2 separate regions of the Homo sapiens genome follow, and region 1 is linked to region 2. The links are chromatin loops, found by intact Hi-C in ENCODE. Cell type or tissue: heart left ventricle. All regions are shown on one strand. Links, peaks and the distances in the headings refer to the core of each region. The heading gives the core; the rest is flanking DNA.

Region 1 (7,133 bases), core at 1,831-4,330, 120 kb before region 2:
AACCCACGAGCTAACTTGAAGGGGCTGCTGATGGCCGAAAATGAGATAGTTGGAGCCACAAAATAAATAATGATCACAATAGATTATAACTTACAGCATTTAAGGATAAAACAAGAAGTAATGAGTCTATACCAATAGAGGTAAATATTCGAATAAGCAAATAAACAGGCAAGAAGGGAGAGTTCTTCCTTAAAGCAGCATTATAATTAGTAGGAATTAGAAGGCATGATGGAAATAGAAAACACTTGGCAAACACTTACCATTATAGTTGTGTTAAGCAAGAATCATCAATGGAAACAAACACTCATGAGCGAAAATGTAGAGAAACAAGATGCTTACATTATCTCAAAGCGCCTTCCCATAAGATGGTTAGTAATTGCAAAGAGAAAAGTAGTCACTTTATAGTAGGAAAAATGTGGCAGACTCCACCTTAACCAGGTGATCAGAGTTAACATAATAAATAATAGAACATATCAACCTCATGTACCATCTGATATAATGTACCAAGAAAGGCACAACATAAACTTATGTGGTGCTCTTAAAAAATTTGGCTGAGCGTGGTGGCTCATGCCTGTAATATCAGCACTTTGGGAGGCTGAGGCAGGAGGATCGTTTGAGTCCAGAAGTTTGAGATCAGCCTGGGCAACATAGGGAGACCTTGTCTCTATAAATAATTTAAAAATTAGCCGTAGCGTGCTGTGGAGTGTGCCTGTAGTCCCAGCTGCTCAGGAGGCTGAAGTGGGAGGATCACCTGAACCTGGGAGGCGGACGTTGCAGTGAGCCAAGATCGTGCCACTGCACTGCAGCCGGGGTGACAGAGTGAGACCCTGTCTCAAAATAAATAAGTAAATAAATAAGTAAAGAAAAACATAAATAATAAATAAATAATTCACAACCTGAGGAAATACCAGCTAAACCCAAATTGAAGGACATCCTACAAAATAAGTGTCTAGTATTCTTCAAATGTTTGAAGGTCATGAAAGTGTAAGTGTAAGCTGAGGAACTATCCCAGACTAGAGGAAACAAGGAAGCTTGGCAACAAATGCTCTATGTGATCCTGGATCGGCTCCTGGTCAGATAAGGACATTTGTGGGGCAATTGACAAAATTTGAATCAGGTTTGTAGTTATGTCAATTTCCTGGTTTTGATGATGCACTGTAAACATGTAAGATGTTAACATTTGGGGAAAGTGGGTGAAGGGTATCGGGAATTTTTTGTACTATTTTTGCAGCACTTATGTAACTTAGAAATGGTTTTTGACAAAACAAAACAAAAACCTCTTCTGTCCAACTTCCCCAGAATCACTCCCACAGCTGTGTCACCAGCTACTTCACACGTTGCATTGCTATTGTTTACACATCTGTGTCCCTCAGGCTTTGAGTTCCAGGACAGGGACTCTGTTTCTTCAATCTTCAGTTTGGCCTCATTTTAGAAGTCACGTTTGGATGGAGGCTGGCTGTCCCTCTTCAGAACAACTCTCCACTCTACCCCTTCATTATCCCACAGTAAAAAGCAGCGCTGTCCACTCTGTTGCTCAGACAAAATCGTAAGGGTCACAGTTGACTCTCTTTTTGTCTCATCCCACGGTGGGTCCACCAGCAAGTCCTGTTGGAGTTCTGCCTCCAGAGTTTATCACCAACCAGATCACTTCCCTGCTCCTCCGCCAGACCCCTCATCTGAGCCTCCATCACTTTGCAGCTGAACCTGAGCCTCACCTTCCTAGCCGACTTTCCCCTGCCTCACCTTCAAGTCCACTTGGGGCAGCCAGAGGGATCTTTTCAAGGGGAAAGTAGGGTCTCACATCACTCTTTGCCTAAAACCATTCCCCGCATTGGTTTCCCAGCATGTACTATGAAAGTCCCTACCTGCTCTGGGGCCCTGCCTTCCTTCTGCCCTCAGCTTGAACCTGTCCACCCTCCCTCACCTGGCTCCAGACACACACCTTTCAGCTTTGCTGCAGATATGGCAGGTTTGTTTCCATCTCTAGGATGTGGATTTTCCCCGGCTTTTCCCACAACCATCTCCTTCCCAATATTCAGGTCTCAGCCCCAGTGTCACCTCCTCAGATAGACCTTACCCGATCTGGTAGCCAAAATCCTGCTCTTCCCCTAACACTCTTTGTCCCTATATTAGTTTGCAGTGGCTGCTGTAACAAAGTGCCACTAACTGAGTTACTTAAAAGCAACAGAACTGAACTGTGTCACAATTCTGGAGACTACAAGTCCAAGGTCAGGGTTGGTTCCCTCTGGGAGCTGTGGGGGAGAATCTGCCCCAGCCCTCTCTCCTGGCTCCTGATGGTTTGCTGGCGATCTCTGGTGTTCCTTGGCTTGTAGAAACATCGCTTCAGTCTCCACCTTTATCTTCACATGCATTCTTCTTGTGTACATGTCTGTCTCCAAATTTCTGTTTTATAAGGACACCAGTCATATTGGATTAGGGCCCACCCTACTGACTTCATTTTAATTAGATTACCTCTGTAAAAACCCTATCTTTTCATGCCACTGCACTCCAGCCTGGGCGACAGAGCGAGACTTTGTCTCAACAACAACAACAACAACAACAACAACAACAAAACCTATCTCCAAATAAGTGTACTAGGGATTCATGCAGAACCCCTAGTTTTTTTGTGGAAACATAGTTCAACCCATAACAGTCTCATTTCCATGTTACATTTAATTTACAGCCTTTATAACCATTTTGAAGTATATTGTTTACTTGTTTGTGTTCATTTCCTGTGTCCCCACACTATATCCAACATAAGCTACATGAGGACAGAAGTCTCCTCCAACCTCAGTGCTTGGTGCTTTTGCTCTGCACAGGGGGATCTAGCCTCTATTTCTACTGCATGGGTCAGGATACCTCTCTCAGGCTGCCCCAAATGAGAGGAACTAGCCCTGCCCTCACTCAGTTTCCACAAGCAGCCAATGGGATTGTTCCACATGCATTACTTAGCTCAGTGTCCAGCCAAAGGTTTGCAGCATCCAACCCTGGATCCAGCCATGAACTTCAGAGCTTCAGAAATGCCCTACATATAGTAAATGCTCAGTAAATACTTGCTGAAGGAATGAAGGCTGCATATAGTTTGGACTTTGACTCAGGTTGCGTGCCCTGCAGTCAGGGGGAACTATTAGCATAAGCTGATAGTTCCAGGCAGCCGCTGTGGAGCTAGACTGCTTGGGTCTGCGCTTGTGCTGTGAGATGTGGGCATGTTACTTATCTACTCCTTGCTTTGCTTTCTCCAACTGTAAAATGGGGACAATAATAAAAGTAATAAAAGTATCTCCGTAGTCGAGTTGTACAAAACGAGTTTACATATGCGGACAGAGTGCCTGGCTGAAGGTAGTGCTCCATGCTCACCCAGGCTTGGTCTGAAATCTGAGAAATGTCCTGGTAGCCAAAAGAACCAAAGCCCAGAGAGGCTTGTCGGGTCCATCAGGGATGCAGAAGCTCCAGGTTTCTGCTCAGGCCCCCGCTTCAGAATCCCCATCTGCCCCCAAGGAGAGAACAATTGAGCACTAGGGAGATTTTGACCATAAAAGCTTTTTTCAGTTACTAGCTGGGTGGACCTTGGGGTTTCATTGGTGCTTCTGGCTGATTGAGAAGGAAAAAGAGGATCTAACTCCTCCCACTCTTTCTGAACTCCTGAAGCGAGGTGTGGAGCTTCCAGATGACTCAAGCAGCGCCAGTTCCTTGGAATTAGCCACTCTGGCTCAAAACCATCTGTGTTGCAACAGGCTCACTCAGCCACCCCCAGAAAAGCTGACCCACCACTCACTCAACTGGCTTTCTGATAAGTATGCCTATATATAGCCATACTTACCGAGCTTTGTATAGATGCATGCACTTGGAAACCAGCAAAGCTAAAAATACCGCCTCCTCATACCTAATTTACTTATTTTCTGTAGGTTCCTTATTCTAAATTTATAGCTCAGGAGACTGAAAATTGTTGCCAGAAAGCAGTGACCTTTCTGTGGTCGTGGGCGGGAGGGGGACCAGAGGACAGGCCCTGTCTGGGAAACTTGGGGATTAGGTCTCAGTCCCAGCTCTAAAGGCAACGTGCTGTGATGCTTTGGGATATCCTCCCTCTTGCTGGGCCTCAGCATCCCTCAACCGAAGGAACAACTGAACATGATGGTGTAAGGTGTTTCTTTTGTCCTTCTATTCATTGGCACCCAGCTTGATGTGCTAAGTGCAATTGTACTCACGGGAAAAGTCAATACAGATACACCAGAGCCATTGATTTCTGTTCATTCATTCACTTGACAAATATTTACTGAGCACTTGCTATGTGTGAGACAATAATCTCTACTCTCAGATAACTTATAACTTACATTCAAGTCAGAAGAGACAAATAATAAACAAAATATAGTAAGCATTTAGTATGTTTGATTGTGATAAATGTCATGGAGAAAAATCAAAAGGAGGGTATAGAAGAAGGGTGTAGTTTTAATTAAGGAGGTTAGAGAAGACCCCACCAAAAGGTGTGGTTTTTTTTTTTTTTTTTTTTTTTTTTTTTTTTTTGAGACGGAGTGTTGCTCTGTCTCCCAGGCTGGAGTGCAGTGGTGTGATCTCAGCTCACTGAAACCTGTGCCTCCCGGGTCCGAGTGATTTCCCTGCCTCAGCCTCCCAAGTAGCTGGGACTACAGGCACACGCCATCACACCTGGCTAAATTTTGTATTTTTAGTAGAGACGGGGTTTTTGCTGTGTTGGCCAGGTTGGTCTCGAACTTCTGATCTCAAGTGATTTGTCCACCTTAGCCTCCCAAAGTGCTGGGATTACAGGTGTGAGCCACTGCACCTGGCCAAAACGTGGTATTTGACTAAAGACGTGAAATGCCCAGTAGTGCAGGGAGATAACCACACAGACACCGGGAGGAAGGGTCCCAAACAGAGAAGACACCAATGCCAAGGGCCCCAAGGGAGGAGCGTTGCCTAGTGAATTTGAGGCCACTGTGGCTGGAGCAGAGTGAGCAGGGAGACAGTGCTAGATGCTGAAAGCGAGAGGGAACATGGGCTGTTGTGATGACATTGGCTCTTACTCCAAATGGAAGGGGACACCATTGGAGGGCTTTGAGCTAAGGAGGGACCTCTGCTGACTTTTGCCTTCCCAGGGTGGTCTGGCTGCTGAGTTAGTTCACAGCCGACTGCAGAAGCACAAATGTGGAGGCCGAGAGACCTGTAAGGAGAGTATTGCAGACTAGGCAGGGGTGGTGGGGGAGATGGGGAGAAGTGGTCAGAATCTGTATGCAGCCTGAAGGTTTTGCTGATAGATTGGGTGTGGGGATGAGAGTAACAGAGGCCAGGTGTCACTCTAAGGCTTTTGGCCTGAGCAATGATGGAAATGCCATGAATTCAAGTAGAGAAGATTGTGGGAGGAGGAAAGACCAGGAACTCTGTTTTGGACCTGTGAGGTGGGAGATACCTCTTAGACCTCCCCGTGGAGGCCATGAGTGGGCAGTTGGATGAATGAGTCTGGAGTTCTGGAGAGGGTCTGTGCTGGACATACACATTTGAAAGTCATCTGCATGTACCTATACATGTTACATAAAGCCACAGTCCTGGGTGAGATCGCTGAGATGGGCCGTGTGGGTGTGTCCAAGCACTAACTCTGGGGCACATCCACATTCAGAGAGGAGGTGAGGAGGTGAGAAGAAACCAGCAAAGAGGGAGAGAAGAATCAGCCAGGGAAGCATGGGCTTCAGTTTGTCTATAACAAAGGGGGCCTTTAGGGTCCCCTCCTAGTTTTTCTCTGGGATGCTCCTGGGACGCAGGCTCCTAACTTAAGGTGTCCCTTGGTATGCTGGCATCCACAGCTGGTCACAATGAGAAGTGCGGGGAGTAGGAGGCTGGCAGCCCTGCTCCTCCTGTGGAGGGGAGAGGGCCCCAGGCTGGCAGGACGAGGGATGTGCTTCACTAGGCCTGGAGAGGCAGGAGCCGGCTTCGTCCTGACACTGCTTTCCCCCTGGACAAAGAGAAGCTTAGGTTTTCTCTTGTGACAGAAACCAAAAGAGGAATAACTGCTTGGGTTATTAACCATGAATATAGTTCTGAGCGTTTTTAACAAAAAGGAGCAGAGTGGTCTCTAACTGATATCTCTATTCACTTCTCCCTAGCACCTTGAGAATTTGAAAAACCTTTCTTCTTTGCCTGCCCAGAGATAATGCCCAAGTCAGGGTTTTCCTTAGGACCTCTAGGATCTAATAATGGACAGAGCAACTGGAAACAGCTGGAGTGTCAGGCCTGCAGGCTTCTGGGACTGAGAGTGCCAGCTTGGCCCTGCCAGGGTCTGAGCCTGACCTGATTCCAAATGGAACCTTGAATTGTTTCTCAGTGTGCCCACACTTCAGCTCAGCTAGGGCTTCCCAGCTTGTCTTACTACCACTAATTAGTCACTTTCATTGCATACTTACTGCATGCTATGGTTTGAATGTCCCTGCCAAAACTCATGTTGAAACTTAATTACCATTGCAATAGTATTTAGAGGTGGGGCCTTTAAGAACTGATTAGGTCATGGGGGCTCCATCATCATACATGAGTTAATGCCCTTATTATGGGAATGATTTAGTTATCTCAGGAGTGGCTTTGTTATAAAAGCATGCTCTCTCTCCCTTTCTCTCTCTCTTTCTCTCTCTTCTACACACGTGTTCTCTTGCTCTTCTGTCTATTTGCCATGGGATGACACAAGAGGAAGACCCTTGCCAGATGGCAGTGCCATTCTCTTGGACTTCCCAGTCTCCAGAACCAAAAGTCATAAATTTCTTTTCTTTACAAAATACCTAGTCTGTGGTATTTTGTTATAGCAGCAGAAAACAGACTAAGACACTGTGTCAAGGATTTGACATATAACACATTTTATCCACAAGAATCCAACTAAAAAACTCATAATGATTGAATTCAGATACAACAGAACTGGCTCCATGCTCTGCATCTCTTCTTTATCTTCACCATAAGGAGACTCCAAGTTTGGTGCAATTGAATTCTTTGGCTCCTACTTAAGGTGTTCTGATTGGGTTTTAGAGTATTAGTGTCTTTTGCAAACAAGAAAATTGAGGCTTAGAGATATTACTTTACTTGCCCAAAGTCACTCAGAAAGCTGGAGATTTGTACCCAGATATCTTGATTCTGTAGTGTGG
Region 2 (7,133 bases), core at 3,913-6,412:
ACCCTTCCCTGTAGCAATGTTCACAGCCTTGGGACCAGGTGTTGCTCCAGGTTCACTTCTGTCTGACACACTTGCACTGTTCCACGCTTGGCAACCTTGGGTAAGACTCCTGGAATAATAAACATGGTGAGAAGTCTGGGAGGTGGCTTCTGGCGATGCCATAGTGGCTTAAGGATGTCAGAGCTGAGGTTCCACCATTTTATTGGCCTTTTCCTCATGGTGGCAAGTGGAAGTGTTTCAGGCTTACTCAACTGGCATGATTGCAGCCTTTGGGCAAGGAGTAGTGGGACTGACCTAAAAGACTGTCCTAGTTCACCACTTGCAGGTGGCACCCCAGCATGGGCCGATTAATGCCGCTTTGGTTGGGAATGGGCTTAGGTGCCTTTTCTACAGGAGCATCATGGGCTTCTCCCAAATTTGGGAAGCTGGTGCTCTGATGCTCCAGGTGAAGTCAGAGGTGAATGGGGTTGCCCTTGGGTCTTGAATTGAAGAAGAGGCCGGGAGTGGGTGGCTAGGTAATGATCCTGAGATCATTCCTGGTTCTCAAAGAAAGGAGATGTTTACCAGACAGAATCTGTTTCGGCTTTAAATGATTATAGTTAATACCAATAGTTATCAATTTGCATATTATCCTCATCTCAAAATCCAAATGCATTTTTAAAATTGGCTAACTTTTAATTTACTAATATATTGCCGGTATAATTTTAACTTTGATTTTTGTTGTTCACTCACGTGTGTGTGTGTGCGTGTGTGTGTGTGTGTGTGTAGGGGTTTTCACACAAAAGTCTAGAGCTTTAGTATTTCGGGGTCTTTTAGCGCTAGCATTGCCCTTGTCTGCCAGCTTTTGCTGGCAGTAAAAGGCAGTGTATTTGAGGTAGGTGGCATTTCTTACTGCCCTTTAAATGTGTTTCTTTTGGATTTTACAGGTAGCCCCTGAAGAAGATGAAAGGAAAAAGAGGCGACGAGAAAGAAATAAGATTGCAGCTGCAAAGTGCCGAAACAAGAAGAAGGAGAAGACGGAGTGCCTGCAGAAAGTGAGTGCCTTCTAGCCTTACCCTTCCTCTCGCTCACGCCTGTCTTCACCAGCTTCATGTGGCTATCAGAAGAAGAGTTAGAAAACCCCCTACTTGGTTATAGTTTCCCAAGAAGGGCCTTGTAGCTGGTAGCAGAAATGCCAGTTGCAGAATGAGGAGGTGGCAAAGCAGTTAACACAATGGATGTGACGGTGGATGTATAAAAACAGGTGTGTGAATTCGTCTGATGCCTGACTCCCAGCAGCCTCGGCCGGTTCATACATGTCCATCAGCTTCCAGGCTGCAGGACATGCCAGCCCAGTTAAAGAGGCTTCACTTGACTGTTTTCCTGAGAAAAGGAAGCTGCCAGCTCTCATTTGGCTCACTATGAAAAGCCTTTAATTAATCTCTTCAAACAAGTTATTTCCTTAATCCACAAGCAGTGGTTACACTTGCTTTGCATTCTTGTCTGGTTCCTAACTCTAGAGCCCTTCTCCCTGGCTTAGCCAGTAAGCTGAGCCCCTGGCTGCGTTCAGCCGGCCCGCCTGAGAGACACTAGGGGAAATAGCTTTTGTGGGCAAGCAGGGTGGCCGGTGGTGCTCAGCAGTCTTTCCAGTGGCTGTGTCCCTCCTCCAAATGTGGACAGGCCATGACAGAGTCTTAGCCCAAGTCCCACAGATCCCCAAAAGTTCTGTTGATTGCTTCAGGGGATCAGTGAAAATTAGGGAATTTTGTGTGTTGCTATATACATTTTTTCTGGGGAGATGAGCTTCTCATTGAGATCTGTGACTCAGAATCGACTAAGCCACCATAAGTCTGGATTTCTCCCCAGCTCCCAAGGCCCTTTTGGGTCCAGAAGACCTGCATATGGGCTGTTGACTCATGCAAATGAGGTATCTGAACTGCAGCTTCAGTATTAGCAGAGCCACAGGCCGCCTCTGTGGCATCACCAGGGTTTCTCTGAAGAAGAGGGTCTGCATTTTCCTAAACCCAGTGCTGCTCTCCCATCTCCCATCTTCCTCTCGCAGCTTGATGAGCCCCGGTGTGTCCCAGGTACACCCCTGCATCCAGGCAGCAGCCCAGGCCACCCCCTCCTCACTGGCCCTTGGCTCCTTTCTTGATGCCTCTGTTGCTTGTCCCCCAGGAGTCGGAGAAGCTGGAAAGTGTGAATGCTGAACTGAAGGCTCAGATTGAGGAGCTCAAGAACGAGAAGCAGCATTTGATATACATGCTCAACCTTCATCGGCCCACGTGTATTGTCCGGGCTCAGAATGGGAGGACTCCAGAAGATGAGAGAAACCTCTTTATCCAACAGATAAAAGAAGGAACATTGCAGAGCTAAGCAGTCGTGGTATGGGGGCGACTGGGGAGTCCTCATTGAATCCTCATTTTATACCCAAAACCCTGAAGCCATTGGAGAGCTGTCTTCCTGTGTACCTCTAGAATCCCAGCAGCAGAGAACCATCAAGGCGGGAGGGCCTGCAGTGATTCAGCAGGCCCTTCCCATTCTGCCCCAGAGTGGGTCTTGGACCAGGGCAAGTGCATCTTTGCCTCAACTCCAGGATTTAGGCCTTAACACACTGGCCATTCTTATGTTCCAGATGGCCCCCAGCTGGTGTCCTGCCCGCCTTTCATCTGGATTCTACAAAAAACCAGGATGCCCACCGTTAGGATTCAGGCAGCAGTGTCTGTACCTCGGGTGGGAGGGATGGGGCCATCTCCTTCACCGTGGCTACCATTGTCACTCGTAGGGGATGTGGAGTGAGAACAGCATTTAGTGAAGTTGTGCAACGGCCAGGGTTGTGCTTTCTAGCAAATATGCTGTTATGTCCAGAAATTGTGTGTGCAAGAAAACTAGGCAATGTACTCTTCCGATGTTTGTGTCACACAACACTGATGTGACTTTTATATGCTTTTTCTCAGATCTGGTTTCTAAGAGTTTTGGGGGGCGGGGCTGTCACCACGTGCAGTATCTCAAGATATTCAGGTGGCCAGAAGAGCTTGTCAGCAAGAGGAGGACAGAATTCTCCCAGCGTTAACACAAAATCCATGGGCAGTATGATGGCAGGTCCTCTGTTGCAAACTCAGTTCCAAAGTCACAGGAAGAAAGCAGAAAGTTCAACTTCCAAAGGGTTAGGACTCTCCACTCAATGTCTTAGGTCAGGAGTTGTGTCTAGGCTGGAAGAGCCAAAGAATATTCCATTTTCCTTTCCTTGTGGTTGAAAACCACAGTCAGTGGAGAGATGTTTGGAAACCACAGTCAGTGGAGCCTGGGTGGTACCCAGGCTTTAGCATTATTGGATGTCAATAGCATTGTTTTTGTCATGTAGCTGTTTTAAGAAATCTGGCCCAGGGTGTTTGCAGCTGTGAGAAGTCACTCACACTGGCCACAAGGACGCTGGCTACTGTCTATTAAAATTCTGATGTTTCTGTGAAATTCTCAGAGTGTTTAATTGTACTCAATGGTATCATTACAATTTTCTGTAAGAGAAAATATTACTTATTTATCCTAGTATTCCTAACCTGTCAGAATAATAAATATTGGAACCAAGACATGGTAAACATGTGTTGTGCTGGTTTCTGTTCATTTAAATCTGTCGGTTGCTGAGACCTAGCGATTCCCTGCCTTTCCCTCCCCATTATGGGGGGTGCCTAGCTTTAAACTTCTCCAGATGTCATCCTTTGCTCTTTGGGGCATCACTAGATGGGATAGTTGGCTTTCAGTCCTGTTCCTCAGTCTTGGGCACCTGATGCTCAATTTTTCATTGACAAACCCTGAAACATGGCACCAAATATATCCTTTAGATCAACAGTTTGGTGTTTAGAATTTTGATGTACAACTGAATTGCTAGATACCTTAATTATTTTCTCTGAATGTACAAACACCTAAAACATACACCTGTTGTTCAGCTTGAACCTTTGACCCCTAACATTCTGCCACAGAACTCGTCTCAGAGAGTTACTCACTTGAGTTACATCTGTTTCATGTCTAAACGTGTGTCTCATTGTTGCAAATACATATCAGAAAAGAATGGGAAGGGGTACCGGAGGAAGAAAGAACCATTTTAGACAGCATGGGTGTGATAATTCAAAGAAAGACATTCCACTGAATTTCCTGGAATTTCCAGGGCGTATGATTCCTTTGGCCTGCAAGAGAGCCAGGCCCCCTTGCTTTTTGTGCTTCTCTATAACATTCACAGGCTAGACATAAAAACTGGCCACTCGCCGCTGGTGCCATTCTTCAGAGAAGAATGTCTTCGTTAAATGTCAGATTCGTACACATGAATTCTGTGCCTACTTCTTTGACCTCATGTATGTTTCCTTTAAATGATCACTTAAGACACAGGTGTCTTCATTTTACTCTCTGAATTGCACATCAGGGGTCTTTCCTAATCCATCAAGAGCCATCTGATGTTAATACCATTCAGCACTTCTTTCAGGGGATAATTTATGTTCCTTTTCTTGGTGGAGGGGAAAACATCCCTTGCATTTACCTTCTAGTTATGGGTAGAGGCACCAGCCACCAGCCATTATGAAACGCAAGACAATTTGTAAGCTGCCAGGAACAACAATGGATTAGAGAGGAAGGAAGTTGGGGGCGGATGGTGGCTATGGCAAGAAAACTTGATGTGTATGGTAAGTGTAAATGAAGGTCTATCACAAATGCATTAAAAATTGTTTTATGTAGCCAAGTTTATGTTTTGATACTTTAATTTTAAAAAGGATGATGACTATGCATTTACCATCAAGGCATTTAGTTTCTTTTGTTTCACATTTAGAGGAAAGGGAAGGTGGGGGGATCTGAGAGAATAAACTTAGATGGGGCCACCACCAATATCAAGCACCCGGTTTGGCAGTGTCTGCACTGAGCTGTCTCCTGTTGGTAGTGGTGATGTCACACTGCCAGGGTGTGGAAAGCCACCCTCCCTCCTCTCTCTTGCCTTCCACCTGCCCCTTTGGCTTTCCCTGAGAGCTGGCCTGACACCTGTTTCAGAGTCAAGAGCTTTTAAAGGGTTCTGGCCCAGGACAGGAGTTCTGGAATGGAATCTTTCCACTTTCTGTTAACTAAAATACTATTTTCCATCTGTATCCTAATTTCTCCCCATGGGCTTTGAATAAACCCTCAACACTCCAACCCATATCAAGCTTTCTCCTCTCTTCCCTGTCCCGTAACCTCTGGTTGGGTTCATGTACTGTTTCTTTGTGGCGTGAACAGCGTTTCCAATTAGAATCTGCCTGAAAGGAGGTCCCATTTGCCCACTGAGCATCCTGTGTTCTCATGGTGGCTCTAACTCCAGAAGATTTTAACACAGTCTCATCAAACACTGCTTTCAGGGAGGAATTTACACTGAGGTTAAAAGGACTGTTGAGGACTAATGCTAACAGAAGCTAACATTTATTGCGTAGGACAATACACTAAACACTTCACATGTATTATCCCATTTAATCCTCACAACAACTGCTACCCCCATTTTACAGATGAGGGAGTGGAGAGCTCAGTAACTTGCTCGAGGTCTCACAGTGGATCTTTCCAAAGCTGAAGCCTATGCTTGTTTTCAACAGCAATGATTTCAAACAAGAGTATATACATTTGTGTGTGTGTGCGTGGTAAGATATACAAAAAATTTGCCATTGTAACTATTTTGAAGTGTACAATTCAGTGCCATTAAGTACATTCACAATGCAGTGTAACCATTACTATCTAGTTCCAGAACTTTTTCACTGTCCCCAAAGGAAATCCTGTACCCATTAAGGAGTCACTCTTCATTCCCCTTCCTTCCAGTCTCTGGCAACCACTAATCTGTCTTCTGTTTCTATGGACTTGCCTGCGCTGGATATTTTATGTAAATAGCATCATACAATATGTGGCCTTTCGCACAATACGGCTGGCTTCTTTCACTTAGCATAATGTTTTCAAGTGTCAGCCTAGCGTATTATGTAATAGTACCTTATTTCTCTTTATGGCTGAATAGTATTCTGTTGTATGGATACTATACTTTTTGTTTATCCATTCATCAGTTGATAGACAGGTGTGTGTATGTTAAGAAACAGCTAGCCTTTATCTTCAAGAACTGAATCTCTAAGGTAGGATTTCAGGCCTGATGTCAAGCTGGGAGAAAAGAGAGTTGGAAGCAGGTGCTCCTTTTCAGGACTTCCAGGTAACAGCTTGGAAATTACTTATTCCTGGGCTCGCTCTGTGGGCATGGCAAGGCAGGAGGTATAGTAGCACCTGTTCCCCATGGATGTAAATGGCTTCCAAAGTACTTCTGCATAGTAGAGAGGTTAGTAGAGGAGGGCCTTTGATAGGCTCCTGGAATGTAAGCTCACACTTTCCATCCTACCCTCTTCTCCCGGCATTTCACAGGGTAGGGGGTAAGAAGAGGCACGGGGCAAACACTGGGGGCCTTGAGAAAATATTTGGGCTCCCTGACACAGGATGTTGGTATAAACATGATGGAGGAGAAATAGAGGTGGCCCCTTGGATAATTTAATCCCCCACTCAGCCCAGCCCCTTTCTGAAGTGGTTGTCCTGGATTCTCCATAACATGCATGCATACACACACACACACACACACACACACACAGAATTAATTATGCAACTTATTTGGCTTGCCCAAGCTTTTTTTGTAAGTTCTGTAGTGGTTCAGAAGGAAGATTTTAAAAGCAGCAAGACCTGTATTCAAATAATACCTCCACTGCCTACGAGTTCTACAAATGCAGGTATGTTTCACAACTTCAGGTTTTTTTTACCTGTAAGATGAGAAGCGTTGCAATAGTATCAAACTGGAATGGAGTTTGATACATAGTATGGCGCCTAGAAGAAGCAATCTCTCATGTTATTATTAAAGGTTGAGGTTATTACTAAAGATTTCCATTGTCAGCATGAACTGAGATTTTATGGAAGAGTGGGCTAAGAACCAAGACTGCGAATTCTAGGTTAAAAAAAAATTTAAACCGTGTACTCAAATGGTTCAAATTTATCCCATCATCTTGCGTTCCTGTAGACTCTGCCTAGTTGCTGAATCTTTTGAATTTGGGGTGAGGAAGGGGAAGCAACCACACATTTTCTCATTTGAAAAATTTTTATTTTGGCACCCACTTGAGTACCTGGCACGGTGG

Evidence for each region. Hi-C counts contacts between places; a loop is a spot of excess contacts. Peaks named below come from ENCODE experiments on the same cell type or tissue, not always from the same donor. Only the 100,000 strongest peaks of a DNase experiment are listed, where the experiment ranks them.
Region 1: it touches region 2 in a loop (2.4-fold over the local background); 11 of 110 quality-filtered maps call a loop at or near these places.

Annotation. Positions count from the first base shown.
Region 1 is chr1:212,494,695-212,501,827 of GRCh38, forward strand. No RefSeq gene overlaps it. Among named protein-coding and RNA genes, the nearest start is that of LINC02771, 25 kb to the left of the region's middle. In heart left ventricle, for the core only: no CTCF peak of the experiment used is centred there; no DNase peak of the experiment used is centred there.
Region 2 is chr1:212,617,201-212,624,333 of GRCh38, forward strand. ATF3 (activating transcription factor 3) reads left to right here. Exons shown (of 4, transcript NM_001674.4): 3 at 927-1,034; 4 at 2,158-3,575. The coding sequence ends at 2,355. Among named protein-coding and RNA genes, the nearest start is that of GARIN4, 3.7 kb to the right of the region's middle. RefSeq lists a silencer at 4,427-4,721. In heart left ventricle, for the core only: no CTCF peak of the experiment used is centred there; no DNase peak of the experiment used is centred there.